Linked DNA regions of Homo sapiens: all the other regions are linked to region 1. The links are chromatin contacts, found by Hi-C or POLR2A ChIA-PET in ENCODE. All regions are on one chromosome and are shown on one strand. Each heading gives the region's core, a stretch centred on a gene start or an enhancer-like site at or near the end of the contact. The rest is flanking DNA. Distances are from core to core; before and after follow the strand shown.

Region 1 (3,392 bases), core at 501-3,000:
GACGAGAATCAAGCCAGATTGTCTGTGATCGCAGCCCAGGTGGCGAGGCCAAGAGGGGAGACATGACATAGTGGGTCATTGAAACAGCATGGTACCTGCTTGAACCAAGTGACTGGTCCGTGGGAAGGATGAGAAAACCCTTGCTACTGGCCCTACTGTACATACACTGGGGTCCAAGAGAGAGGGAAATGTGAGATCCTGTTTCCCAGGATCCTGGAAGCCAGATCGTGGAAGGTCAGGAGTGGCCCAAGGTCATCAGGCAAGACGTCAGCGGCTCCGGACACCCAGCCAGGCACCACTCGATTCCCAGGATGGGAGCTCGGGTCTTGCCTTTGTTGCTGATGTGGTTCCTGCTTTGTTTTATCTGTTCTGGGGCTGCTCACATGTCTCAGCCCCAGGTTTGCAAGACTTGGTGCCGGGAAGGCAGGATGGGGACCTCTGAGTCAGCTGGCAATGTGCTGTGTAACCTTGGGCAAGTCTCCGGCCATCTCTGGGCTTTGTGCTGGTACTGTACAGGCTGGGAGACTTGGGTTCTAGCAGGGCTGACTTCTCCATCAGACCCAAAATGCCCAGTGTCTCAGGCTCACAGTGCTTTTAGGGGTCCCTAGGTTGATGTTTTCACTTCTTTTAAAATCCAAAGGGAAAAAAATGAACTCTTGGGTTGAAGGAAACATTTTTGTGTATAATATTAATATATTTGTCTTTATGTCAATGTAGTTGTAAAATACAGTTTTGTTTTGTTTTGTTTTTGAGACAGAGTCTCTCTCTGTCACCCAGGCTGGAGTGCAGTGGCTCGATCTCCGCTCACTGCAACCTCCATCTCCTGGGTTCAAGCGATTCTCCTGCCTCAGCCTCCCGAGTAGCTGGGATTACAGGCATATGCCACCCCACCCAGCTAACTTTTGTATTTTTAGTAGAGACGGGGTTTTACCATGTTGCCCAGGCTGTTCTCGCACTCCTGGGCTCAAGCAATCCACCTGCCTCGGCCTCCCAAAGTGCTGGGATTCCAGGCATCAGCCACCACCTAAAATATAATTTTAAATTTCTTTTGTAGTGAAGGAAAGCGCTCATGAATGCAAAAATGTCTTCCCCTTTCTTTTCTTTTTTTTTTTTTTTTGAGATGGAGTCTCGCTCTGTCGCCAGGCTGGAGTGCAGTGGCGCAATCTCGGCTCACTGCAACCTCTGGCTCACTGCAACCTCCACCTCCCGGGTTCAAGTGATTCTCCTGCCTCAGCCTCCTGAGTAGCTGGGACTACAGGCATGGGCCACCACGCCCAGCTAATTTTTGTATTTTTAGTAGAGACGGGGTTTCACCGTGTTGGCCAGGATAGTGTCAACCTCTTGACCTCGTGATCCACCCACCTTGGCCTCTCAAAGTGCTGGGATTACAGGCGTGAGCCACCGCGCCTGGCCATGTCTTCCCCTTTCTGAGCGCATTTCCCTCTCTGAGCCTCAGTTTGCCCAGTCTGTGAAGTGGGTATCGGCCTACCTCAGGATGGCAAGATGTTGAATGCCTGGGCCAGGGTTGGTGCTCAGTTATTTCCCAATTGCCATGATTAATATTTGTTCGGTAAGAACAGCTCCAGGTTCAGGCCGGGGGGCTCCAGGTTCAAGCGCCTCTTGTTTACTCACCCATGGCCTGTGTGGTTCCAGGGAGGTCCCATGGGTGCTGATCGGGCGGGGGAGGAAAGGTGGCGGTTGGATGGTAGGCGGGGCGGGGTGAGCTTCCTGTCCCCCCCCCAACCCATGCACACAAGCCTCCAACTTGGTGCTGACGGAAGTGGCCTCGTGGCTGTCTCCTGGCGCCTGCCCCGTCAGACAGGGGCCCCATCCCACTCGCTACCCTGTCCGGTGAGTTTGAGCCCTGGCCAGTAGATACCCATCATCTCGCCTTGGCCCCCCTCAGGAACAGAGGGGAGGCCCCCCTGCCCGGAGCCTGGGTTTCAGGAGAAGTAGCAGGTGTCACTTCCTGGGCTGGCCAAAGCCTGCATGGGGCCACCCGTTGCCCTGCCCCCCGTCCCCCATTCCAGCTGTGAGTGGTGGTTTGGGTTAGGGGGGCGGCAAGGGGAGCTTGGAAACCCAGAGAGCCACGCGTGATGGTTTCAAACAGGAGGTCATTGGCAGACAGACCAGGGGCAAAATCACAGTCAGCCGGGACCAATGATTGATCTCTCTGTGCCTCGGTTTCCTTCATAAAGTTGGGGTTGCCTCTGAGGGCATGGCATGAAGATTGGATGAGCAGATGCGTGTGAATAGTTGGGTACAGGGTCGCACACATACTGGTGCTCCATGTGTATCTGTCTGCCAGAGGTGGGGTGAGGCAATCTAATTGAAACTGTGAAAACAGTAGTGAGATTCTTGGTTTCTGGGGAACTTGGGCTCCTTGGTTCCTGGGATCTTCTAGAACAATGTTGGCCATCCAATACAGCAGCCATCAGCCCCATGTAGCTACTGAGCCTTGGAAGAGAGGCTGGCACAGCTGAGGAGCTGGGCATATAATTGTATGTATGTATGTATGTATGTATGTATGTATTTAATTATTATTTTTTTAAGACAGAATCTCACTCTTTCAACCAGGTTGGAGTGCAGTGGGGCAATCTTGGCTCACTACAACCTCCGCCTCCCAGGTTCAAGTGATTCTCCTGCCTCATCCTCCCAAGTAGCTGGGACTACAGGTGTGTGCCACCACGCCCTGCTGATTTTTATATTTTTTGGTAGAGATGGGGTTTCACCATGTTGGCCAGGCAGGTCTCGAACTCCTGACCTCAAGTGATCCACCCACCTCGGCCTCCCAAAGTGCTGGGATTACAGGCGTGAGCCACTGCGCCCAGCCAATTGTATTTAATTTTACTTGGTTTAACATTAATACAAAAATTAATACAAAAATTAAGGCCAGGGGTTGTGGCTCATGGCTGTAATCCCAGCACTTTGGGGGTCCCAGGCAGGAGGATGGCTTGAGCTCAGGAGTTCGAGACTGGCCTGGGCCACACTAGTGAGACCTAGTCTCTACAAAAAAAAAAAAAAAAATTTATTTTTAATTAGTTAGACATGTAGTCCCAGCTACTCGGGTGGCTGAGATGGGAGGATCACTTGAGCCTGGGAAGTCGAGGCTGCCATGAGCTGTGATCATGCCACTGCACACTCCAGCCTGGGTGACAGAGCAAGAACCTGTCTCCAGAAAAAATAAAAAAATAAAAAAAACTTAATACAAAAATTATTCAGGCGTGAGCCTGTAGTCTCAGCTACTCGGGAGGCTACTATTCAAGGCTCCCTTGAGCCTGGGAGGTGGAGGCTGCAGTGAGCTATGATCGCACCACTGCACTCCAGCCTGGGCAACAGAGCGAGACCCTGTCTCCAAAAAAAAAAAAAATTAAGTCACCACATGGGGCTAG
Region 2 (3,490 bases), core at 237-2,736, 420 kb after region 1:
TAGGGTTACATTTATGATTTCTTCCAATAGGGCTGGTGCCTGGTAACTACTGGAAAAATTGTAGCAATTATATTTATGGTTATTTCTTCAATCCCACCCGGCATAGGGTAAGCACCAAAGTTGGGGTGGTGAGTCTTGGGGAGCCTTTGCCAACGGTTTGGTCGTCTGAGGGATGGGCTCGGGGACCATCCAGCCACTGGGACTTCAGAGAAGCTCCGGCTCCCAAACCAGCTACTGTGTGTGTGGCCAGGGTCTTCCCCACAACTAGAGGGGGGCACAGCTGGGGACTCAGGTATATCTTCCAGCTGGGTGTGGGACATTTTCTTCCCTAGGATCCGATGTGTCTTGCCCTGAATGTAAGGCCTGGCAGGGTTGGAATGTCTCAGTTATTCCCCCAACACTCCAGCCTCCATCTGGGCCTTTTTTCCAGGCTATTCTCTCTGCCTTCACTGTTGGGGCCACTGTCCTGTGTAGGCACCAAGGCCTGACCATGCCATCCAGAAGCCCCAGCCTGGGACAACTCTCCCCCACCTGCCTCTGAGCCCTCCATGGTGACTCTTGTTCCCCAAACCTTATCCTTCTCCCCATTACACAGAAGGGAAAGCTGAGGCTCTGTCACTCAAATCCAAAGCCAGGTGGACTCCAAGCCACCCCACCCCTATCCCAGACAGCACAGGCTGCCTCTCTCCCCCATGGGCGTCCCTTGAAGGCCAGGTTGCCCCCCACCCCCCACAAGCCTTGAACGATGAAAAGAAGGAAGGCCAGTTCTCTTCACCCCAAGCCAGAAGTGGGGCTGGGTGGGTACCCTAGAGAAATGACACGCCACTCCCTGCGCCAGCTTCTGCTTTCCGGCGTGGCTGTGGTCAAGCCTGAGTCAGTCCCACGGGACCACGGTGAGGGGTCTGGAGCGTCGGGGTCAGGAGTTTGAGGGGGGAAGGGTTGAGGGGCAGGATGTGGGGGTTGGGTGTGAGGGAGGTCACGGGCGAGACTGGAGGGAGGAGACCTGGCCACACAGGCCTTGCCCACTCTCGGGGGCCTGAATATTTCAGTTACTCCCCCAAAACCCCGGCCTCCATCCCATCCCCAGCCTCCATCCGACGTCACCCCTGTTAGGTCACAGGCCCACTCTGAGAGTGGGTCTCGGGCCTCAAGTCCCCTAGCCGCCCCTAGAAGGTCTAGGGGTGCGTGGAGACACCACCATTCCTCTCAGCCTGTGTCTGTCTCAAAGGCCCCACCTCACCTCCCCTAAAGGTAGTCTTGCGCCAGGGCTCACGTGCCTGGGCAGGGCTGATTGCCAAGGGGCCCAATGGCCTCGTGACTGGGGACCCAGCACCTGGCAGGGGTGGGGGTGGGACACTCAGAGGAAGGAGTGGAGGAGGGAGAGACGCTGGCCCGGGACCCGAGGGGCGTGGGCATCGGGAGGCGGGCCCGGGTTAGGGGCGGGACCGCCGCCTGGTTAAAGGCGCTTATTTCCCAGGCAGCCGCTGCAGTCGCCACACCTTTGCCCCTGCTGCGATGACCCTGTCGCCACTTCTGCTGTTCCTGCCACCGCTGCTGCTGCTGCTGGACGTCCCCACGGCGGCGGTGCAGGCGTCCCCTCTGCAAGCGTTAGACTTCTTTGGGAATGGGCCACCAGTTAACTACAAGGTAGGGACGGCGACAGGGCGGGCAGGCTGGAGGGAACAGGCGCCCTGTCGGGGCACGCGGCTCCTTCTTTCTCCCCAGACTTCACAGGGGAAGACCAGGGCCCCGAGGGGACGCTGTCCCTGCCGGGTTCCTGGAAAAACCCTGTTCAGTTCCCGGCGCTGCGGCCACACTCCCTCCGTGCCGTTTCGCTTTCGCATCCCGCATCTGAGAGGCGCAGCTGCCTCCACCCGCCTAGTCCCGCCCAAGGGTTCAATGAGCGCCTACTGTGTACTTTTGGGGCAGGAGCTGGGGTCTCCTTTTGTGGCCCAGGGCACAAGTTCAGCAGCTGGCCAAGGGCCGCCGGCATGCATTCTTGCTGCTACCCTTGATGCATTCATTCCAGCCAGGGCAGGGCTCGCGTGTCTTTGGGACCTATTAGGCAGATGCCCTAGAGGCTGAGCGACTTGCTCACCGCTCCAGCGACATGGGCCACCCGCCACCCCTCAGCTGAAGCCGGAAGTCAGCACCTATTAGGTGCCGCCTCTATTCAGTCGGACTTGGAAAGGGTTCACGTGGATCCCTTGCTCAGCTCAGAGGCAAGGTCTCCAGGTGAAGTGACAAGAAATGAGCATGGGCCAAGGCCGGAGGCGGTGGCTCATGCCTGTAATCCCAACACTTTGGAAGTCTGAGGCAGGCAGATCACGAGGTCAGGAGTTCGAGACCATTCTGGCCTACATGGAGAAACCCTGTCTCTACTAAAAATACAAAAATTAGCTGGGTGTGGTGGCATGTGCCTATAATCCCAGCTACTCAGGAGGCTGAGGCAGGACAATTGCTTGAACCAGGGAGTCGGGTGTTGCAGTGAGCCGAGATCGTGCCGCAGCACACCAGCCTAGCGACAGTGAGACTCCATCTCAAAAAAAAAAAAAAAAGTCTCAAAGTCAAGATTCCACCTGGCAAGTTCTGGAAGGCGTGCAAGATGAATTGCGTATCACAGCCCCCTTTCTACAAGACTACCAAGTGGGGTTGAGAGAAGTGGGGAACTGCCCAGGGCTACACCTGCCTCCCACGCCTTCCTAATCCACAGACAGGCAATCTATACCTGCGGGGGCCCCTGAAGAAGTCCAATGCACCGCTTGTCAATGTGACCCTCTACTATGAAGCACTGTGCGGTGGCTGCCGAGCCTTCCTGATCCGGGAGCTCTTCCCAACATGGCTGTTGGTCATGGAGATCCTCAATGTCACGCTGGTGCCCTACGGAAACGCACAGGTGTGTGGGCGCTGGGGAAACTGAGGCACGTGGGCAGGGGAGCAGGGGACCCAGCCTACCAGCAGGCTCTCACCCTGCTGCCTTGCAGGAACAAAATGTCAGTGGCAGGTGGGAGTTCAAGTGCCAGCATGGAGAAGAGGAGTGCAAATTCAACAAGGTGGAGGTGAGCGGCCCCAGGGCCCCACACTGGGGTGGGGGAAAACTGTCCCACGTACAGGAGGCAAATACGAGGATGCCAGCTCTGTCTTCTGCCTCGTGTGCTCCCATTTAATCACATCTTTATTCCCTATCTCCTGGGTGGGTACTGGTGATTATTACGAGAGGGTGTCAGGGTACCCTAGGCCCTCTTCATGCCCTCTCCTGCCCCCTCTCCAAACCCCAGGCCTGCGTGTTGGATGAACTTGACATGGAGCTAGCCTTCCTGACCATTGTCTGCATGGAAGAGTTTGAGGACATGGAGAGAAGTCTGCCACTAGTGAGTGACGCCCCTCACTCCACCCAAGGAGGGGGACATGGGTGGTAACCTTCCCTGCATCCAGGCAGACCCAAATTCAAGTCCTAGCCCTGACCACTGCTGTCTGTGCAGCCCAGGAA
Region 3 (3,555 bases), core at 1,056-3,555, 480 kb before region 1:
CGTACGCTTGTAGTCCCAGCTACTCAGGAGGCTGAGGTGGGAGGATTGCTTAACACCTGGAAGTTGAGGCTGCAGTGAGCCGTGGTCACGTCACTGCACTCCATTCTGGGTAATAAGGCAAGACCCTGTCTCAAAAAGAAAGAAAAAAAAAGAGCTAGAATGTTCCCGTGAGCTGATGGTTTTTATTTGGCTCCCCTGTGAACTTTTCTTCTCTGCCTGTCTCTTCATTGTGGGCTGACAGTTCTCTTTTTTTTGAGATGGAGTCTTGCTCTGTCGCCTAGGCTAGAGTGCAGTGGCGCAACCTTGGCTCATTGCAACCTCCACCTCCTGGGTTCAAGAAATTCTCCTGCCTCAGCCTCCCGAGTAGCTGGGATTACAAGTGCCCACCACAATGCCCAGCTAATTTTTGTATTTTTAGTAGAGACAGGGTTTCACCATGCTGACCAGGCTGGTCTCGAACTCCTGACCTCAAGTGATCTGCCAGCCTCGGCCTCCCAAAGTGCTGGGATTACAGGCGTGAGCCACCGCACCCGGCTAGGGATGGGTTTTTCCCATGTTGGCGAGGCTGGTCTTAAACTCCTGACCTCAGGTGATCCACTCACCTCAGCCTCCCAAAGTGTTGGGATTACAGGCATGAGCCACCGACCCCACCAGCCCCAGAAACATTTAAGAGCCACTTGAAGCCTCAGTTTATTTATTTATTTTATTTTATTAGATGGAATCTTGTTCTGCCACGCAGGCTGGAGTGCAGTGGTGCGATCTCGGCTCACTGCAACCTCCACCTCCTGGGTTCAAGCAATTCTTCTGCCTCAGCCTTCTGAGTAGCTGTGATTATAGGTGCGCGCCACCACACCCAGCTAATTTTTTGTATTTTTAGTAGAGACGGGGTTTCACCATATTGGCCAGGCTGATCTCTAACTCCTGACCTCGTGATCCACCCACCTCAGCCTCCCAAAATGCTGGGATTATAGGTGTGAGCCACTGCCCCCAACTCCTCAGTTGTTTTTTTTTTTTTGAGGGTCAAAGAAGCCGGCCACATTGGCCAGGCTCTAATTCGAGAATAGCCGGAGGGGCTGTGTAAGGTGAGCTTTGAAGCATAAAGAACTTGCCAGAAAAGCAACAGGAGGAACAGCATTCCAGGCAGAAGGAACTTCCTGGGCAAAGGCTTAGAGCCTTCAAAGAGCCGCTCTAGGTGACACAGCGAGACTCCATCTCAAAAAAACAAAAACAAAAACGAAAAAAAAAAACACAACAAAAACCCAGCTCTACTAAAAATACTATATATATCTCAGCCGGGCCTGGTGGTGCATGCCTGTAATCCCAGCTACTTGGGAGGCTGAGGCAGGAGAATTGCTCGATCCCTGGAGGTGGAGGTTGCAGTGAGCCGAGATTGAGCCACTGCACTCCAGCCTGGGCGACAGAGCAAGACTCTTGTCTCAAAAAAATAAAAATAAATAAATAAATACTTCTGGGGCTAAGGGGGAAGTGTGCACTAAGAAGACAACGGCAGCCTGGGCGACAGAGTGAGACTCCATCTAAAAAATAAAAATAAAAAAAAAAGGAAGGAAGCCTAGGGTAGTCTGATGCGGTGGTCCTCGCCTGTAGTCCCAGCTACTTGAGCGATCGCTTGGCTGTAGTGACTAGCCATGATCGCGTGACTGCAGTCTAGTTTGGGCGACAGAGCGATACCCTGTCTCTAAAAATAAGAAAAAAAAAAGCCATGAAAAAAGAGGTAGGCTTGAAATAGGCCCGACTTAGCTTCGCTCCACCTACAGTGACCCAATAAGACCAGAGTAAGTATTTTTTGATTCATGCAAATATATGTAAAATAAGGAACAAGAATTAAGTAATTGGGAAGGGCCCTGGATGCTCAGGCCACACCCACATGGGAATACCTGCCCCACATGGAGGCTCAGGCCAGCTCCACCAATCACCAATCAGCTCCTCCTCTTTCCCTAAATCGGCCTTCTCCGTCCCTCTTAGCCTATCACATTGCAAGCTCCACCTCTATTCCACGTTTCAGCCTATCACGGTAGAAGCACTGACTATTGTAGTCTGATTCGGCCAAAAACAAAAATTCACTAATTTTTTTAATCCAATCACATTTCATACTTTGCTCCAGTGTAGCCAATCACATTCCAGGTCCCGCCGCACCCAGCTCCAGGCAGCTCTCACTCCAAACCCCACCCCCAACCCAGTTTCAGCCTATCAGTTTCCAAGTTCTTTCTAGCCTCAACCAGTTTCTGTCTCTGCTTGTTCTGCAGCCCGCTGAACTACATTTCCCAGGAGGCGTCGGGGCTGCGCCGTACAACTTCCGGCTGTAAAGATGGCGGCTTCCTAGTGAGTCGGCGGCTGATTTAGAAGGAGGTTCAGGCTACGGTGAGCCGAAGGTGGGTGGTGAAAGCGTGTGGGGCCCGTTCCTAGGGGCCCAGCTCCCTTTGCCCCAAGAGATCCAGCTCCTCGCCTTTCCTGGGGCTTCCGCCTTTATTTCTGGTTTCTCCTGCAGTGTAGCCTCCATCCTTCTTGCTGCCGCTAAAGCCTTGTTTTTCTTAGAGGTGTGGGGACTGCAAGGCGCTCAAAGACCATCTTGGGAAGCCCGTGCCTATTTCCCAGATAGACAAACTGCTCCATTCGCGTCCTGTTTCTCTCCAAGGGGAACCACAGTACTAATATTTTGCTTCTCCCTCATGCAGACACCCGCTAGGGACGAGGGTGTCCTAGAGGTTATTATTCCCTTATTCACCAAGACATTTTCAGTTTTAGGTAACAGAAAACCCTACTCAATCTGGCTTAAGGAAGAAAAGGAAGTTGGTGGCTTATAGATTGGGTCTAACAGGAGCTGGGTCCAGGTGGTCAGAATTCGATCTGCAGTTTTCTCGGTGGAGACCATTTCGCTTTTTACCGAGGCAAAAGGGGCCCCTCACAGCTCTCAACTTTATTCTACCAGCTCTGCAACTCTAATGAGAGTCTCTTTTCCTTGATGACACTGCTAGAAGTTGCAGAGCTGCCACTCAATGGCCTGATTTGGGTCATGTGCCCATCCCTGAGCCATTTTCAGTGGCCAGAGAGCTGGGATGTGCTCACTGGCCGAGTAGGGGCATGGGGCTAGCACTACGTTAAAAAAAAAAAGAGGAAAAAAGAGGGGGGACTGTTATCTTATGTCGGAGTGGCTGCTCGGCTGAGAGGTGTAAAAGGCAGCCATTCTGCAGCTGAGGAAAGTGACTCCCTAAGAGGAGTGACTCATCATCAGTAAGCGGCTCATCGCCCCTCTTCCTTCTTAGTAACCAATCTTTTTTTTTTTTTTTTTTTTGAGACGGAGTTTCGCTCTTTTTGCCCAGGATGGAGTGCAGTGGCGGGATCTCGGCTCACCGCAGCCTCCCCTCCCGGGTTCAAGCGATTCTCCTGCCTCAGCCTCCCGAGTAGCTGGGATTATCCGCATGCGCCACCACGCCCGGCTAATTTTGTATTTTTAGTTGAGACGGGGTTTCTCCATGTTGGTCAGGCTGGTCTCGAACTTCCAACCTCAGGTGATCCACCTGCCTCGGCCTCCCAAAG
Region 4 (3,665 bases), core at 665-3,164, 270 kb after region 1:
TCCCAAAGTGCTGAGATTACAGGCATGAGCCACCACGCCCGGCCTTTTTCTTTTTTTTTTCTTTTCTTTTTTTTTTTGAGACAGCATTGTCCAAGCTGGAGTGGAAAGCCTCGATCTCGGCTCACTGCAAACTCTGCCACCCGAGTTCAAGCAATTCTCATGCCTTGGCCTCCTGACTAGCTGGGATTACAGGCACCCATCACCACGCCCAGCTAATTTTTGTATTTTTAGTAGAGACAGGGTTTCACCATGTTGCCCAGGCTGGTCTTGAACTTCTGACCTCAGGTGATCTGCCCATCTTGGCCTCCCAAAGTGCTGGGATTACAGGCGTGAGCCACCATGCCCAGCTCAGATGAAGATTCTGATGGGGGTGGAGGTGTCATCCCTTGCACTTGCTCCCAAGACCTCCTAGAGTCAGACGTGTCCCCCATGCAGAGTCAAATGCTAGGTCTCTATCTCTCAGTGTCTCTGTCTGTTTCATTCTGACTCTCACCATCTTTTCTTTCCCATCTCTGTCTCTCTCTCAATATCTGTCTTGCTTACTGTCTCTGTCTCTGTCTCTCAGTCTTATTGCCTCTGTACTTCTGTCTCTTTCTCCCTGTCTCTGTCTCCCTCTGCCTCTGATTCTCTCACTATCTCTCTTGGCTACCATCTCTCTGTCTCTTTGGGTCCCTGACTCTCTCACCATCTCTGCCTCCTGCCCTGGCCCGGCCAGCTGGGGGACAAGGGGTGACAAGCAGTCAGGGCGCCCGCTGCTTGTTTTCCCACCCACGCTGGCAGGGAGCCCAGCCCAGCCGGGCCACTGTTCAGGAATCCTCCAGCCTCCCCGCTCCAGCCACCAGGCGCGGCCACCGCCAGCCTCTCCTCCCAGCACATTCTGTCCCAAGCAAAGAGCGCCAGAGATGGGGTGGGGGTGGGGGTGGGAGGGGGACGCATTCCTGCTGAGCTCCAGTTACAGGACAGCTTGTCCTGGTGGCCCCACCAGCACAACCTCCTGATGGCTCCCCATCCTGCTGTGGGGTTAGACCTTCCTGAATGAAGCCAAAGCCCCTCTGCCAGTTCGTGCCCACCTCAGGGCCTTTGCACCAGCCATACCTTCCACCTGGCACTCTGTCTCCCTAGATCTCCCCAAGACCTCCTCCGCCTGCACATCTGAGACCTCACATCACCTTCTCAGCAAGTCCCCTCTGTCCCTAGGCCCGGGCACCCCAAATTCCCCTCCTGCTGCCCCAGTGCATTTAATTTCCTGGTCCTCCCCATGTCCCTGGGGTTACATATTCACTTGTTTGTTGATGTGGTGTCTATTACACCAGGTCCCCACTGTGTCCCAGCACCCTGAACACACAGTAGGTGGCTTAGTGAAGGTTTTTACAATTGACATCTATTCCTCCCAAAGCTCAGCCCGCCCAGGCTCATCCATGTGGATCCACAGTTCTGACCACCCCACCTCTGCCTCACCCTGCCTCCGCCACCCCTGCACCCTAATGCAGCAGGATTTCCCAAGCCCCCCTGCCTTGGCCCAGGGAGTTATCTCCACCAGATCCACCTTTCTGAGCGAGGAGCTGGGTGCATTGAGGGGCAGGGGCGGCTGGAGTTCAGATGCACCTTTTGAGCGAGGGGCTGGGCCTCTCTGTCGCTGGGCTCCAGGCACAGGGCAGTCATGATGTACACACACACGTGCAAACACACACGCACACACATAAGCCTGTCAGCAACATAGAAACACCAGCCAGTGAACTCGGGCACAAGCAGCCGGGCACAGAGTGTTCACCAGGTGCTCACATGTGGAGTACCCCAACTCCTAGGAGGATGCGGTTATGGCCTGGATCCTACAGGTGGGGCCCAGACATGGGCTTTGAACCCACGCCAGGGTATGCACAAACCTATCCAAACACACGCGTGTCTGCCCTAGCTTCCCTCACCCGGGAGTCACCCCCCCACCCCCCACCTTGTTTTTGATGTTCAGGAAAGTCCCCAGAAAGCACTGGGCCCGGGCAAGGGGCCAGGAGGAAATGGTGACTCAGCCGGTGGCCATCAGTGCCTGCCACGCTGGGCTGGGTGGACTGCGCGGCCCGATCTGGGAGGATCCACAGAAAACAACAATAAAAGATGAGGGCGTGGGTGCGGGGTAAAAAGGACTCAGCCCAAGAATGATCAGAGAGGGGATGGATCCCCCTGTGCTCCAACACTTCAACCCTGCTGGGCCTGATTGACAAGTGGGGAAACTGAGACACAGGGAACAAGTGACTTCGCCAAGGCCCACCAGCCAAGATGGTACAGGCAAGGGGATCCCTAAGTCCTTAACACAGGGGTCTGGAGGAATGTCTACCTGCCCTGCCCTTTTTTTTTTTTTTTTTTTTGGAGACAGGGTCTCACTCTGTCCGTCAGGCTGGAATGCAGTGGCATGATCTCAGCTGACTGCAATCTCCGCCTCCTGCCTCAGCCTCCCAAGTAGCTGGGATTACCGGCGCCTGTCCCTATGCCCAGGTAATTTTTGTATTTTTAGTAGAGATGGGGTTTCACCATGTTGGCCAGGCTGGTCTCAAACTCCTGACCTCAGGTGATCTGCCCACCTCGGCCTGCCAAAGTGCTGGGATTACAGGCGTGAGCCACAGTGCCCGGCTCCCTGCCCCACTTTCTGAGACCCAGATCCACTTCCTGGTTTCCTGTGTGGTCATGTGACCACACTTGGCCAATTGGAGCCTTTTGTTATCACAGGCACAGGGATTGGGTCAGGGCTGGGCACGTGATCCTGCCTGAGCCAATCATGCTACGAGTTTGGAGACTCCCTGGAAGAAGGCCTAGAAGTAAGGAAAACCATCTTGGACGCATGATGATGGCAGTGGATCAGAGTCCCAAGGACACTGGTGAAGATCAGAGCAGGACTCACACAACCTCAGATCCCTGTGGAGTCAGGGTGGAACCAGAGGGAAGGCTGAAGGCTGGAGGGTCCTGAGAGGCCTTGCAGAAAGAGAGGACATTGGAGCTGGGGCTTTGATGGATGAAGAGGAACTAGGGAAAGGCATTTCAAGCAGAGGGAACAGCCTGTGCAACCACAGCAGGCAGGTGGGAGCTAGGCGTGTCCTCAGCCACCCCAGTGGCCCCATGGGGCTGGAGCATAGAGAGGCATCTGCAAATGTGTTTATTTGTTTATTGAGACGGAGTTTTGCTCTTGTTGCCCAGGCTGGAGTGCAGTGGCGCAATCTTGGCTCACTGCAACCTCCGCCTCCCGGGTTCAAGCGATTCTCCTGTCTCAGTCTCCTGAGTAGCTGGGATTACAGGCGCACGCCACCACGCCCACCTAATTTTTTGTATTTTTAGTAGAGACGGGGTTTCACCATGTTGGCCAAGCTGATCTTGAACTCCTGACCTCAGGTGATCCACCCGCCTTGGCCTCCCAAAGTGCTGGGATTACAGGCGTGAGCCACTGCGCGTGACTATTTATTTATTTTTTTAGATGGAGTCTCACTCTATTGCCCAGGCTAGAGTGCAGTGGCACGATCTTGGCTCACTGCATCCTCCGCCTCCCAGGTTCAAGTGATTCTTCTGCCTCAGCCTCCTGAGTAGCTGGGATTAAAGGTGCCTGCCACCACGCCCGGCTAATTTTTGTATTTTAATAGAGACGGGGTTTCACCATGTTGGCCACGCTGGTCTTGAACTCCTGA
Region 5 (3,437 bases), core at 830-3,329, 400 kb after region 1:
GAGCCTCTCTGGGATGAAGTTCAAGCCAGAAAACCCAGTCGAGGCTCAAGTTTGAATTTCAGCTTCACTGTGTGGCTCTGGGAAAATGGCTTTCCCACTCTGTGCCTCAGTTTCCTTGTGTTTACAAGACTAATCCCATTGACTGTTTATTAAGCACCTACTGTGTGCCAAGCGCTTTTACGTGGCTTCTCCCTCAGCCAGCCTTGAGAAGGCTGGAGGTGGTGTCATCACCTCCATTTTACAGACAAAGCAGCTGAGACCCCAGCGAGGGGCGGAGACCTGTCCCACGATCACCCAGCAGGAGTCGTGGCAGAACGGAGCATCAGCCAGACCCTGTTGTGGGCGTTGTCATCAAGGGAGCTTGAATGGAGGGTCTGGTGTCAGATACAGCCGACTCCAGCCCCAGCTCATCCCCCATGATGCTGTGTGACCCACTGGGCACTCTGGTGAGGGAGCTTTCCAGACATCAACAGCCCACTCTGCTTCCCTTTCTGAGTCCCCTGTCCAGCACTGCCTAGTGTTGGAGGGTAGACCAAGGCTGTGCATGATTCACCCCCTCCTTCCATCCTGGAGCTGGCAGTGAATAAAAGCCCGTATTTACAAAGATGAGCTCCAACGTCTGGATTTGTGAGGGGCTGAGAAAGGAGGAAGGGAAGAGTGGGGAGGGGAGCGGAGTGAAATAGACCCATGGCTCAAAGTCATTGCAAGTGGGTTTTGAGGACTGCATAGCAGTTCGCTGTTGAGATTCTTCCTGATGCCATCGCTGGTACCAGCCTCCTGCTACCCTCTCCCTGCGAGTACTCCATCATAGCCCTGCCTTTAAAAGCTTCCTCCAGACATCTGGGCCCTGAGCTATGTTTTTTATTTTTATGTTTTTGAGACAAGGTCTCGCTCTGTAACCCAGGTTGGAGTACAGTGGCGCAATCACGGCACATTGCAGCCTCGACCTCCTGGGCGCCCTGGGCTATGTTAATAAAATAAATAAGCGGCGGGGCGCGGTGGCTCACGCCTGTAATCCCAGCACTTTGGAAGGCCAAGGCGGGCGGATCTCCTGAGGTCGGGAGTTCCAAACCACCCTGACCAACATGGAGAAACCCCGTCTCTACTAAAAATACAAAATTAGCCGGGCGTGGTGGCGCATGCCTGTAATCCCAGCTGCTCGGGAGGCTGAGGCAGGAGAATCGCTTGAACTCGGGAGGTGGAGGTTGCGGCGAGCCGAGATAGCGCCATTGCACTCCAGCCTGGGCAACAAGAGCGAAACTCCGTCTCAAAAAATAATAACAAAATAAGCAATCGTCGCGTCCTTTCTATCCTGGTCTTAGCTTGCGCTCTGCCATAAAACTCCCTCTAGCCGAACCCGGCCCAGCCCTAGAGCAATCCGTTACTTCCGGGGCGCTCAGCCGGCATGCAAACACTCTTGGCTACAGCCCCATCTCCGAGTGCGTTCGGCTATTTCCGGAAACCGTCGGCATCTAGGCTCAAGTCCGCTAAATTCTAGTGCCCGTAGGGGTCGAGATCGTTGGCTGTTTCCGGACGCTCTGGGTTGCCATGGAAACTCCTTCAACCCTGGCTTTCTCCGACTTCTGCTTTTTGCGGCAGGCCCTTTCCCCACTCTACTGCCCCCTGTTTGCTGAGCTTGAGAACGCCTCATTTGTCCCCTGGAACCATCTATGCTTCAGTAATTCCCATAAGCTGGCGGTCGCCTCTGGGTCTAAACTCCCAAGGCCTCCATTGGGCACTGAGCACATTCGGTTATTTCCAGAAACGCTCCGCGGTCTTGGGGATCAGCCTCAGTTGTGCCAGTGCGGCCGTAGAGAGTGTTCGGCCATTTCCGAAAGCGCTCGGGCGTCTCTAAGCCCAGCCGAGCCCAGTCTCGGATCCCTCGCCGACCCGATTGCACTCGGCTACCTCTGGAAACGCTCGGCTGTCTCGGGGGCACCCTCTAGTCCACCAGTCCCGCGGGATTACGTTCGGCTACTTCCGGAAACACTCGGGTGCCCCCTTACCTCAGGCTCCGCCTCGGCCTCGGTTCATCCGCCCGGCTCGAATGCGCTCGGGCATTTCCGCCGGGGGCGGGCCAGGCCGCTCGGAACCGTGGCGGCGGCGGAGGCGGGGATCCCGCGGCTGCGGCGACGGTGGCCGCGGTGGAGCCACGGGGCGGGCTTGGCTTGGTGTGACGGCGGCTGCGGCGGCGGTGGCGGCCGCGACCAGGTGAGTCCTGACTGGCCCTCGTGGCGGGGGCGGCTGGGAGTGTGCTTAAATGCGGGGCGCCCGGGGGCAGTGCCGGGCCCCGGTGGAAGCCAGAACGCAAGCGCCAGGCTGCGTCGGGCCCCGCGGGAACTGGGGGGGCCGCAGGCAAGGGGGGGCCTCGGGCTCGGCTCCGCAGCGGTGCAGCCTCCTTGGGACGGTCGGGGCAGAATGGGGAGAGACTCCCCGCGTCCAAGATACCGGACTGGAGCCGAGGCCCCAAATGAAGGGAGGCCCTGCCTGGAATGGGGCTTCGAATAGTACCGAGGGGCGCCCAGGCATTGTGCGGGGCAGAATGGGGTGCGGGAGGGCCGGGGGTCGAACCCACTTCCGGTCCCCTAGCCGGGTGGCCGGGTCCACGCAGACCCAAGTGCGCGTCTGTGTGAGCGCTCAGGCCCTGCCTTCACCCGCGGAGCCCCCAGCCCTGCCTGCCCCGCCCCTCCCGCCTCCCGGATTCGGGGAGCGCTGCTCCCGGGGCGCGCACACCGGGGCGTGGGGGCGGGCTGGCAGGCAGATCCAGGCGGTTTTCTGGGCATCCCCTCTCGGGGCCTCAGTTTCCCCACCTGTAGAATGAGGGTAACAGAGGCCTAGGAATGGGTAAATTGGGCACCCGAGAATGTGGCGCCCCTCCGCCCTGCTCGGACACCTCTTGGGGTTCCCCGTGACTGAAGGATGCTCAGAGCCTCCACCTGACACTCGGGCCTCTTGGTGGATAGCACCTATCCTTATAGCCACCCTGAATCCTTGACAAGCAACTTAACCCACTGCCAAGGCTTTGCATGTGCCGTTCCGTCTGCCTGTCGCGCCTTCCTATCCGCTGTGATGATCCATTCTCTAGAACAGCACGTCCATCCCCCGACCCTAGCCCTGTCCATCACAGGGCGTCTGAACCCGCAGGGCTAGGCTGGGAATGTGTGCCTATCTCCGCCTCCCCAGGCTGGGACTCCTGGGGAATAATCAATGCCCTGCTGCCGGCAGCCTCCCCTCCTCCTCAGCTGCAGTACCCCCACCTTCTCCTGGCTCCCTGTCCCTGCCTGGGGCTAAGGTTCCTTCTAAGCACCTCCCCATCTGCATTTTGTGCCTACTCTGGGCCCCAGGCTGGAGCTACCTGCCAGCCCACTCACTCCTCCTCTGCAGAGACTGGAGGTCCATTTGCTTGGACTCACCTCGAGGCCTTTGCTTGTGTAGAG
Region 6 (3,335 bases), core at 309-2,808, 420 kb before region 1:
GCTGAGGATGGTGCACCTGGCAGCCTTTGGGACAAACGCAGGGCGGCTGGATAGCATGGTTGGCACTTGGTAGAGCGGGGAGTCGGGTGGCAGGCTCAGCGAGAGGCCAGGGACAGGGGACTCGCCTCTCATACGTGGCGGTGACAAAGAAGGCGTAGGCACGCGTGTGGCGGTGGTGGCGGACTTGCACGATGAGCTCGGGAATGCCCACGCGGATGTGGTTCAGCAGCCATAGCAGCGTGTGGTCATCGGTCGTGTCTGCCAAGGGGCACAGGGACCGATGGCTCCTGCCACGAGGGGGCCCAAGGCCTCCTACGTATTCCCGTTCTGGGAAGCCGAGCTCAGGAGAGCCGCATCTGGGCACTGGGCGGGCGGGCGGGCGGGCTTGGGTACCTGGGAAGGTCATCAGCACGTCGCAGTTCTCTGTAGGCACCGTCTTCATCCACGCCTTGTGGGACACCAGGTAGCGACCAGCCTGCAGGAGCCGCTTTCCGAAAAGCTTATCTAGGGGGCGGCGTAGCAGGCCCGGGTCAGGCCACTCTGGGATCCGGACCCGGCCTCCAGTCTTGGCTCCTCCTGCCCCCGCCAGGGCTCCTCACCACTCCACCTGGCATTCAAGGCCCCGGGAGCTCTGGGCTTGGCTTATTTTCCTCCCTCCACGTCCTTGTACCAGCCAGGCCTTCCTCCAGAAATGCCCTTCCCCCCAGATCCTCCCTTACAAATCTTACTCATTCTTGAGGCCCAGCTCCGCCTCCAAAACCACAATCGATGGGGCGCTCACTAGCAGCCCTGAGCGCTTCACCACATTATGACAGCGCCGTCCTTGCAGCAGCCCCAGGGACTAGGTGCGGTTCTTACCCCCATTTCACAGGTGAGGAAACTGAGGCCCAGAGCGTTTAAGTCACGCGCCCAAGGTCACACAGTCAAGCTGGGATTTGAACCCAGGACCGTATGATTCTGTATTCTTCGCGGAGAGGCTCTCTCAAGCACATCCCTGGCCCGCCGCGATCCCGCAGCCCGGGGGTGGCAGGGCGCAGCCCAAGCCTGGGGCTCTCGGAGGGGCGTGTCCGCGTCTCCGCGCCGGGACCCCAGCCCGAAGCACCGTCCCAGCCCCGCCCGCCGGGCCGCAGCCGCAGTGCCGGGAGGAGCCGGCCCCTCGTCCAGACACCACGCCAGGTTACGTTTGACCCTGATCCTCCTCCCCGTGTAGTTGACGCGGGCTCCCCAGGCACCTGCAACCCTGTCTGGTCCAGCCGCCGCACACATACCCAGAACTCCGGACGCCGGGGCTGCAGGCTCGCCCTCCGGCGGGGGCCTCTTGCCACGCTCGCCCTCCAGGGACGTGCCCCCGGCGCCGGAGGCGGCCTCGGCCATGGCGAGGACAGGTCAGGTCAGGGGCTACGGACGGCCCGGGCGACGGGGAGCCGCGGGCTCATGGGGCCGGTGCAGCCGCGGAGCGCGCGGGAGGAGGAGACAAAGGCCGCGCCCGCCCGCGCCGGCCTCGGTCCTCGCTCGCCCGAGCGCTGCTTCTCGTCCCCGCCCGAGCCGAACCTCGATTCTCCTTCCCGGCCCGATGCACGTCACTCTAGGGTTCTCAGCTGAGTTCGCCCGCCTAGTTCTTTGGTTCGCGTCTCCGCCCGTGTTGTTTTCTGGGTTTCCTTCTCGCCCGCCTACCTCGCTCCCTGCTGCTGGTCCCCGCCCGCACTGATGGTGCATTCTCCAACTTGTCCCCACCCATGCTTTCTTCTGGTCCCCGCCTCGGAGCCTCAGTTTCCCCATCTGCAAACTCCGGACCCTGGAGACGCTGTTTGGAATGTGAGATGGGCGTAAGTTGACTAAGGGAGGACGTGGGAGGGGCGGGCCGGTTGGGGAAGATTCCTGGTGACAATAACTTCAACCACCCCAGTAGGGCTGTGATACATAATTACAGCAAGCCCTGCTTAGGAACTTTGCACGCACCATTTGGCTGCCTAGAACACTCCTCATGCACTCTTCGTCCGGTTAACACCGACTCCCTTCAGGATGTAACCTCGGAGAGGATCCCATAGAGTTGTCAAGTTTAGCAAATAAAAATACAGTCCGTCTAGTTAAATGTAAATTTCAGATAAAAGAATAAATGTTAGCTGGGCGGGGCGCACCTGTAATCCCAGCTACTTGGGAGGCTGAGGCAGGAGAATCGCTTGTGCTCAGGAGGTCAAGGCTGCAGTGAGCTGAGATCACACCCACTGCACTGCATCCTGGGCGACAGAACGAGACCCTGTCTCAAATACATATATATACATACATACATAAATGTTTCTATGTCCTATGTCTACATGGGACATACTAGTACTAAAAAATTATTCATTGTTTATTTGAAATTCACATTTAGCTGGGCGACCTGGGTTTTACCTGGCATTTGGCCAACCCCTGACTATTCTGAGTAGCTCAGTCTGTTAGACTGAAAGCCCAGCGAGGGTAGGAACGAGGGGCCAGGTCTGGTTCTCAATGCGAGCACACAGTAGGCGCTTGCTGTACGCTTGTTACAGATGTAACAACTAGCTTGTTACAGATGTAATAACTAGCTTGTTACAGATGTAACAACTAGAGAATGGCAGATGAAATATAAATATGTCATCATTTGTTCCTATTTTACAACTTAAAATATTAAAGCCTCGGCCGGGCGCAGTGGCTCACGCCTGTAATCCCAGCATTTTGGGAGGCCAAGGCGGGTAGATCACCTGAGGCAAGGAGTTCGAGACCAGCCTGACCAACATGGCCAAACCCTGTCTCTATTAAAAATACAAAAAATTAGCCAGGCATGGTGGCGCACGCCTGTAGTCCCAGCTACTTGGGAGTCTGAGGCAGGAGAATCGCTTGAACCTGGGAGGCGGAGGTTGCAGTGAGTCTAGATCGCGCCACTGAACTCCAGCCTGGGCGACAGAGCGAGACCCCGTCTCAAAAAAAAAAAAAAAAAAAAAAAAAAGCTTGGGCAACGTAGTGAGATCCCCGTCTCCACCAAAAAAACGAAAACAAAACAAACAAACAAAAACAACAAACAAAAAGAAACACCGAAAAGTTAGACTGGCATGGTGGCTCGCGCCTGTGGTTCCAGCTACTCAGGAGGCTGAGGCGGGCGGATCCCTTGAGCCCAAAAGTTGGAGGTTGCAAGAGCCGTGATCGCGCCACTGCACTCCAGCCTGGGCGACAGAGTGAGACCCTGTCTCAAAAATAAAATAAAATAAAATAATAAAGTAAATAAAAATATTGAGCAGGGCGAGGTAAGGGGGTATTAGAACTCTATTCTGTCAGACAGATTTTTCTTAACACGCAAGTGCGCCGCCCGCCCGCTCTGA

What was found. Hi-C counts contacts between places; a loop is a spot of excess contacts on that map. ChIA-PET counts read pairs that join two places held with the same protein, here RNA polymerase II (POLR2A). Pooled maps may share reads with other maps.
Region 2: a pooled map shows a loop between it and region 1 (6-fold over the local background). The contact joins the promoter of IFI30 here to the promoter of FCHO1 in region 1. A Hi-C loop is called at or near these places in 9 of 37 single-sample maps with no recorded cell type and 4 of 50 pooled maps. POLR2A ChIA-PET finds 5 or more read pairs at or near these places in 2 of 52 experiments (B cell and activated B cell).
Region 3: a loop to region 1 is called in a pooled map, with 5 times the contacts of the local background. The contact joins the promoter of BABAM1 here to the promoter of FCHO1 in region 1. A Hi-C loop is called at or near these places in 6 of 50 pooled maps. POLR2A ChIA-PET finds 5 or more read pairs at or near these places in 3 of 52 experiments (BJ, HEK293 and OCI-LY7).
Region 4: a loop to region 1 is called in a map with no recorded cell type, with 18 times the contacts of the local background. The contact joins the enhancer-like site here to the promoter of FCHO1 in region 1. A Hi-C loop is called at or near these places in 1 of 37 single-sample maps with no recorded cell type and 2 of 50 pooled maps. POLR2A ChIA-PET finds 5 or more read pairs at or near these places in 4 of 52 experiments (B cell, Caco-2, MCF 10A and 1 more).
Region 5: a loop to region 1 is called in a pooled map, with 6 times the contacts of the local background. The contact joins the promoter of PIK3R2 here to the promoter of FCHO1 in region 1. A Hi-C loop is called at or near these places in 1 of 168 maps with a recorded cell type or tissue (CD8-positive, alpha-beta T cell), 3 of 37 single-sample maps with no recorded cell type and 7 of 50 pooled maps. POLR2A ChIA-PET finds 5 or more read pairs at or near these places in 1 of 52 experiments (activated CD4-positive, alpha-beta T cell).
Region 6: a pooled map shows a loop between it and region 1 (11-fold over the local background). The contact joins the promoter of ANO8 here to the promoter of FCHO1 in region 1. A Hi-C loop is called at or near these places in 2 of 37 single-sample maps with no recorded cell type and 10 of 50 pooled maps. POLR2A ChIA-PET finds 5 or more read pairs at or near these places in 2 of 52 experiments (SK-N-SH and activated naive CD8-positive, alpha-beta T cell).

What each region holds. Positions count from the first base shown.
Region 1 is chr19:17,749,727-17,753,118 of GRCh38, forward strand. FCHO1 (FCH and mu domain containing endocytic adaptor 1) reads left to right here and starts at 1,751. Exons shown (of 29, transcript NM_015122.3): 1 at 1,751-1,851. FCHO1-AS1 (FCHO1 antisense RNA 1) reads right to left here and starts at 1,671. Exons shown (of 5, transcript XR_007067152.1): 1 at 1,490-1,671; 2 at 932-1,024.
Region 2 is chr19:18,172,327-18,175,816 of GRCh38, forward strand. IFI30 (IFI30 lysosomal thiol reductase) reads left to right here and starts at 1,487. Exons shown (of 7, transcript NM_006332.5): 1 at 1,487-1,647; 2 at 2,714-2,896; 3 at 2,985-3,059; 4 at 3,279-3,371. The coding sequence starts at 1,516. RefSeq lists a silencer at 1,232-1,541 and enhancers at 1,852-1,921, 2,049-2,714.
Region 3 is chr19:17,265,138-17,268,692 of GRCh38, forward strand. It overlaps BABAM1 (BRISC and BRCA1 A complex member 1), which reads left to right and starts at 2,306. Exons shown (of 9, transcript NM_014173.4): 1 at 2,306-2,390. RefSeq lists enhancers at 1,356-1,815, 2,076-2,575, 2,083-2,794.
Region 4 is chr19:18,019,602-18,023,266 of GRCh38, forward strand. No RefSeq gene overlaps it. Among named protein-coding and RNA genes, the nearest start is that of ARRDC2, 13 kb to the left of the region's middle. RefSeq lists enhancers at 2,063-2,112, 2,587-3,136. Within about 2 kb of position 1,915, at least 36 of the 41 ENCODE cell types and tissues checked have a DNase peak (open chromatin) inside an H3K27ac peak, as active enhancers do; they include B cell, where a contact is called at or near this core.
Region 5 is chr19:18,151,084-18,154,520 of GRCh38, forward strand. It overlaps PIK3R2 (phosphoinositide-3-kinase regulatory subunit 2), which reads left to right and starts at 2,080. Exons shown (of 16, transcript NM_005027.4): 1 at 2,080-2,211. It overlaps MAST3 (microtubule associated serine/threonine kinase 3), which reads left to right. Exons shown (of 28, transcript NM_001393504.1): 28 at 1-604. RefSeq lists enhancers at 831-910, 1,453-2,345, 1,651-1,930 and silencers at 2,041-2,420, 2,731-2,950.
Region 6 is chr19:17,333,297-17,336,631 of GRCh38, forward strand. ANO8 (anoctamin 8) reads right to left here and starts at 1,559. Exons shown (of 18, transcript NM_020959.3): 1 at 1,269-1,559; 2 at 394-504; 3 at 126-258. The coding sequence starts at 1,374. It also overlaps a transcript of GTPBP3 not described here. RefSeq lists a silencer at 1,062-1,501 and an enhancer at 3,226-3,335.